2 separate regions of the Homo sapiens genome follow, and region 1 is linked to region 2. Evidence: chromatin loops called from intact Hi-C (ENCODE). Cell type or tissue: IMR-90. All regions are shown on one strand. Links, peaks and the distances in the headings refer to the core of each region. The heading gives the core; the rest is flanking DNA. Region 1 overlaps BMAL2 (basic helix-loop-helix ARNT like 2). Region 2 overlaps PPFIBP1 (PPFIB scaffold protein 1).

Region 1 (2,923 bases), core at 141-2,640, 270 kb before region 2:
GGAGGTGAGTCCAGAGGAGATTCCTTGGAACAGGGCGTAGATTTTGCCTCAGCTCTGCTGAACAGAAGTGACATGGTTAAGTACTCATCCCCGCAGTCTGACCAGATCCTTCGGTCAGTGCTGCTCACAAGCAAGATGATTTAAGGCAACTGGATCTGCATTCCAGGGTATTGTCACAGCATCCCCACACTTGCTCGGCAAAAACTTAGAAGCCAGATCAACAGAGGGCTGCCTGTGGATCATGTTATTTTGGTCCATAGCATAATTAGGTTAAAGGCAGAAGGATGGTGATGTGATTTTTTTCACTATACTCTACAGCAGTGCTTTTTAAACGATCTGGATGAAGAACAGGTGTTCCCCCCATCCACCACTAGTTCATTGTAAAATACAGTTAATTATGGAAAAATGATCATGGGTTTGGCTGTCACAGCAATGTTATGTTTTTATAAAAGCCTCTAAATACTTCTTAAATTCTGCACTTGATCTCACCACAGTTTGCTGATGACATTGGTCTGCAGACCACATTTAGAGTAGCCCTGCTCTGCAGCATGAGGTCCTGTGTCTGCAATCTGATTACCAGGCGGGGCAGTGAAGCACAGTGGTTCACACGCATGCGTCCTGAAGGCAGACCTTGTGGTTCAAATCCTGGCTTCCTCCCTTTATAGCTATGTGACTTACTCAAGTTATTTGACATTCTAATCCTCAGTTTTCACATCTGTGAGATAGGGATGCATTTGCCTCCTGGGACTATTGTTAAGAGTAAAGAGTAATGCATGTAGAGTACAGCACAGTGTTCAAATGGTGGGGATGGGGTCAGAAGAGGAAGAGGAATTGTTACTGTCATTTTGATTTTTTTTTAACCCAATGAACATTGTGAAAAAAGTAAGTGATCATGTTGCCTCGTTGGTTTTTGCCATGGGAACTCTGAGAGCCAATGTGTGGACAAGTGTGCAGAACACCATGGCATGCATTTACTGGCCAGCCTCTACCATGCCTCAGTGCTGCTCTCACTGCCCTCATTTTCTCTCGAGCACATCCCCACTCACTCACCGAGTCAGGGCTCGCCTGTGATGGCTGATGTACACCGACGGGGTTTCCCAGCCCACTTCTGCCTGGTATGCTCTGCCAACCTTGCTGCAGGCCAGACCTGAAATGTCATTATCTTGCTCAAAATCAGTTTACTGCTGTTCCCTGACCTAGCACTCAGAGTCTGCGTTCTTCATTCCTTCCTCAGCTCCCTCCCAAGCTGCTGTGTAGTAATATTAGCAAGAAGTCATTGGGAGAATTCCCTGAGCCCTAGGATGAAGATAGATTCCAACAGAAGAGATTTTCTTTTCCCTATGCCAGGCTCTTAAGAGTGCTACGAGTCTGAGAAAACTGTACTGAATCATAGCATGAGGCATTTTGTCTTTCTGCCCTGCCCACTTACTTTGCCACCACCACCACCACTTAGTTCATTGGTGAGTTTGGGCCACAGATCCGTCCGAGGGCCAATGTGTGGTTAAAATGTCTAAGGATGTTACCCCACCTTTCCCCTGCAAAAGCAACTTCTCTTACAGTACCCAGGAAGAAGGGATAGGAGTCAAGAAGGTTGGGGAATATAAGGAAGGGAAAATTGACTTACTTCTGAATCATCCTTGCCCTGGGGATGGCTTGCTTGGCTTTGTCGTCTGTGTCATACGCCCCCTTGTGGCCATGAAGGGCTTTGCGAATCTGGGTTGGTGGATTCCCTTACTCCTCCCAGGTCAAACATTTCCCTTGGTTTTGGCCTGATAATTCCTCATCATTTTGCAAGCTCTTCAGCTGCTTTAGAGACTTTCATTTTAATATAACTCAGTGCTAAGGGCTGAAAATTAATTATTTCATTTATATTTTATACATTTTTAAAATAATCTGTGTATTATCAGAATAGAGGTCTCTATATTGCCATTAAAGGATTTTCTTACTGGAAAATCTCATGAATCCGTAACATTTGTTTAGAATTCCAGAATACCCCCATTCAAGGTAACTCATATGATAAATTTTAATTAGCTAAGACATTATCTAAATAACTGTAGTGGTCCCCCCTTATCCATAGGGGCATACATTCCAAGACCCTGGTGGATGCCTGAAACCGTGGGTAGTGCTGAACCCTAGGCATAGTACTTTTTTCCTATGCACATATACCTATGATAAAGTTTAACTTATAAATCAGGCATATTAAGAGATTAACATCAATAATAAACTAGGATAATTATAGCAATATACTGTAAAAATGTTATATGTTCTGTCTTTGGCTCTCTCAAAATATCTTATTGTATTGTGCTCACCTGTTTGCAGGCCATGGTGGACCACAGGTAACTGAAACCACAGCTAACGGGGGACTACTGCATATCAATCCTTGAATTTTATTTCATGTACATTTTATTATAATGTTTTTATATATAGCTCTTAATGTGCATATTTGAATATAAAGGAATAAGTAGTTCCAAGAATTCACAATCTAAAAGAAAGAAATTTTAATCAAGTGATAATGAAGAAAGAAAATGATTAGCTGGGCGTAGTGGCTCACTCCTGTAATCCCAGCACTTTGGGAGGCTGAGGTGAGTGGATTGCTTGAGGCCAGGAGTTCAAGACCAGCCTGGCCAACATAGTGAAAACTTGTCTCTAATAAAAATATAAAAATTAGCTGGGCGTGGTGGCATGCGCCTATAATCCCAGCTATTCAGGAGGCTGAGGCACGAGAATCACTTGAACTCAGGAGGTGGAGGTTGCAGTGAGCTGAGATTGCGCGACCGCACTCCAGCCTGGGCAACAGAGTAAGACTCTGTCTCAAAAATAAATAATTAAATTAAATGAAAATGAAAAAAAAAATGATTACAGAAAATGTCTTAGAATGTGCCAAAGAGCAAATACCAGCAGCAGCAGCATTGCTAATGTTCAT
Region 2 (2,923 bases), core at 272-2,771:
AGGCCTCCTAGTTTGTTTGCTTTGTGACATTTGGCAAGTTCTTAACCTCTCTGTTGGTTTTTGATGGAGACAGAGAGCATATCCATTTGAAACATACATTTGAAATGAAGTATAAAGAGTTGCAGAAATTTCTTTTCTCTGAGAGCCATCTCCCCTCCTTTTTGCTTCCTATTTTGTTTCCTTGGTTGGAGTATGGAAGGGTGTCATGCTGGATTAGAAAATGGGTACCAAGGAGAGAGGAGAGAAAATGGTTTACTTATTTTTCCCTTCTGTTTTTATTTCAATCATGTATTTCACGCTGACTATAAGCCAGCATGATACCAGGCATTACATACATTATCCACCATAGGAAAGTTCTTTATATTGGAAATAACAAGTTTTACTCCACTGCTATTTTCAAAATTAAATTTTCTGTCAAAGATTCAATTACAGTGGAAAGTCTTGGTATATGTCTTGCTTCCTCCATAGCAAAAGGAAGTCTTTCATTTGGTTCATGTTTTAATCTTTTTTTTTTTTTTTAAGAGATAGGATCTTACTGTGTTGCCCAGGCTAGTATGGAACTCCTGGCCTCAAGCAATTCTCCCATTTTGGCCTCCCAAAAGCACTGAGGTTACAGGCATGAGTCACCATGCCCAGCCATGTTTTAATTTTAAAACTCTTTGTCAGTTGCCTGTGTGAGCATGTTTCTCATTTGATAGAAGCTGGGGCTCTTAAAACAGGACTTAGAAAGTTACCCAATTTAAAATTCTTGGTTTTGTATTTTCTCTAAAAATCTCTTTGATATTTTCCTCTTTCCCCTCTTTTTGTCAGGTCCTAACCCCATAGTCGCAGGGTAAAGTAATAGTAAAACTCAGTCAACAGATGGGCAACATGGCAGTGGAGCTAGCTCTGCTGCAGGGAAGAATTGATGGTAGATATGGATAGAGGTGGTCTTCTACATTGCGTCCACAAAGTCAAGGGGAAATATTCACCTGTTGTTAACTTAATTTGTATATGAGATGTTAACCAAATGTTGGGGCTAAATTGCAGTAGATGTGTTACTTATTGTTGTAAGCGCCTAGGGTAATATTTATATCCCTTGAGTTTGGCTGCTTTTTTTAATCAAATCTCTTTTCCCCACTTTTTCATTGTTTCACTCATGCACTCTCAATCACATACAAAGTGATCTTGTCATCAAACTTCCTGTACACTCAATCCCTGATAATCTAATAAAAATTCAGTGTTATTTCTAAAACGTATGCACAGACCCGGAGATTAGAGCATATGTGGTAAACTTTGTGATGTTACATATGAAAATAATTAAAATAATCTTCAACATTAAACTAACTTGAATATTCTCATGTTCTTGTTATCGTCCCCTTAATAAAAATATTTTTCTGGGTGTTTCATGAATCCATAATATTTAACTTTCTCTTAGAATTTTAGATTTATATTTGGATATTAATTTCCAAGAAAATATTGGCATGGGGAAGAAGTATAGGCATTTCCAAAGGACTGAGGGTACAAGTCTTTAAACTTTGGAAGATTCAGGACTTGTCCCTGGAATTGCTAATGGGAGATGATTAGCATCATTCAACAGTGCCCCCTTGTGGTAAGAGCATACATGTCAGAGACTGAGTTCCTGCAGGAGCCCTGAATTCTCTGAAAGGGAAAAGAGAAAGGGAACAGGAATTTTCTTTTTTAAAAGGACTGAACTTCTGATAAGAAATTGATTGAAATAGTTTGTATTCTGTTTTTTAAAGTTTTACATTAGGGAGCCATTTCCAGATTTTCCAGCTTGTGTTGTCAGGGGAAGATGTGATTTATTTCAGGTTGGAAATTTAGACCATATTTAAAGTATTGCCATGAAATATAGTTGAGTAGTTTTTTGTTAAAACAGATAAATTATCCCAGTTTACAATTCCATTTTTTTCAGTGGTTTCTTCTTTGCACGAGCAAAGAAGAAAGGAAGCTGTAAAATACAATAGCAGATAAGAATTCAATGGTATTTCTTAGCAATGAGAAAGTAGGAAAATATATATTTAGAAAGATCATATTGATGAATATCACTAAGGACTCATATTATGCAAGGATGATTAGCTTAGATAACTGGGAAAAGCTGATTTTTTTCTTTAGACTTGAATTCTGACCTGTTAGTTGAGGAATCACAAATATGTTGCTGAATAATGTCAAACAGTTCATGACCTAATTCATAAGAAGAAAATAGATATCATCTAAGTGAAATATTGTGCCATTATTAAGGTGTAATTGTATAACTATGATAGGTAATATTTTGCCCCATTTTATAAGAGACCACAATTTAAAAGCCTAAGGGTTTACTGGGAAGTGTTATTTTATTGTAGCATCCCTTCTCTTAGCCTTTGTGAACTTGAATCATTACACTTGGAAGCTTAAAATAATTTCTATTTACAAAGTTTTATTTCATATAGCATTGTTCTACTTGTAATTTTTGGCATTCGTGGATAATTTTGTCCTGTAGTCTATGAATTTGTGATGCAGGAATACATGCATGTCTTTGTAAAAAGAGAGAAGCTGGCCGGGCACAGTGGCTCACATCTGTAATCCCAACACTTAGGGAGTCCGAGGAGGGCGGGTCACTTGAGGTCAGGAGTTCAAGACCAGCCAGGTCAACATGGTAAAACCCCCGTCTCTACTAAAAATACAAAAATTATCTGGGCATGGTGGTGGGTGCCTGTAATCCCATCTACTGGGGAGGCTGATGCAAGAGAATCACTTGAACCCTGGAGGCGAAGGTCGCGGTGAGCTGAGATGGCGGCACTGCACTCCAGCCTGGGTGACAGAGTGAGACTCCATCTTAAAAAAAAAAAAAAAAAAAAAAGGAGAGGGAGAGAGAAGCAAAAATATAGTAACCATTGTAGGGATCTTTGTGGCTTGTAGTAAAATAAGTCATCTCCCATGCAGG

The links. Hi-C counts contacts between places; a loop is a spot of excess contacts. Peaks named below come from ENCODE experiments on the same cell type or tissue, not always from the same donor. Only the 100,000 strongest peaks of a DNase experiment are listed, where the experiment ranks them.
Region 1: a loop joins it to region 2, with 6 times the contacts of the local background. A loop is called at or near these places in 6 of 110 quality-filtered maps.

What each region holds. Positions count from the first base shown.
Region 1 is chr12:27,382,501-27,385,423 of GRCh38, forward strand. The region is part of intron 5 of BMAL2 (basic helix-loop-helix ARNT like 2); the gene reads left to right. Among named protein-coding and RNA genes, the nearest start is that of BMAL2, 51 kb to the left of the region's middle. In IMR-90, for the core only: a CTCF peak has its summit at 1,686 (motif pointing left); a DNase peak (open chromatin) is centred at 1,661.
Region 2 is chr12:27,650,770-27,653,692 of GRCh38, forward strand. All of the region lies in intron 7 of PPFIBP1 (PPFIB scaffold protein 1), which reads left to right. Among named protein-coding and RNA genes, the nearest start is that of REP15, 44 kb to the right of the region's middle. In IMR-90, for the core only: a CTCF peak has its summit at 1,586 (motif pointing left); a DNase peak (open chromatin) is centred at 1,582.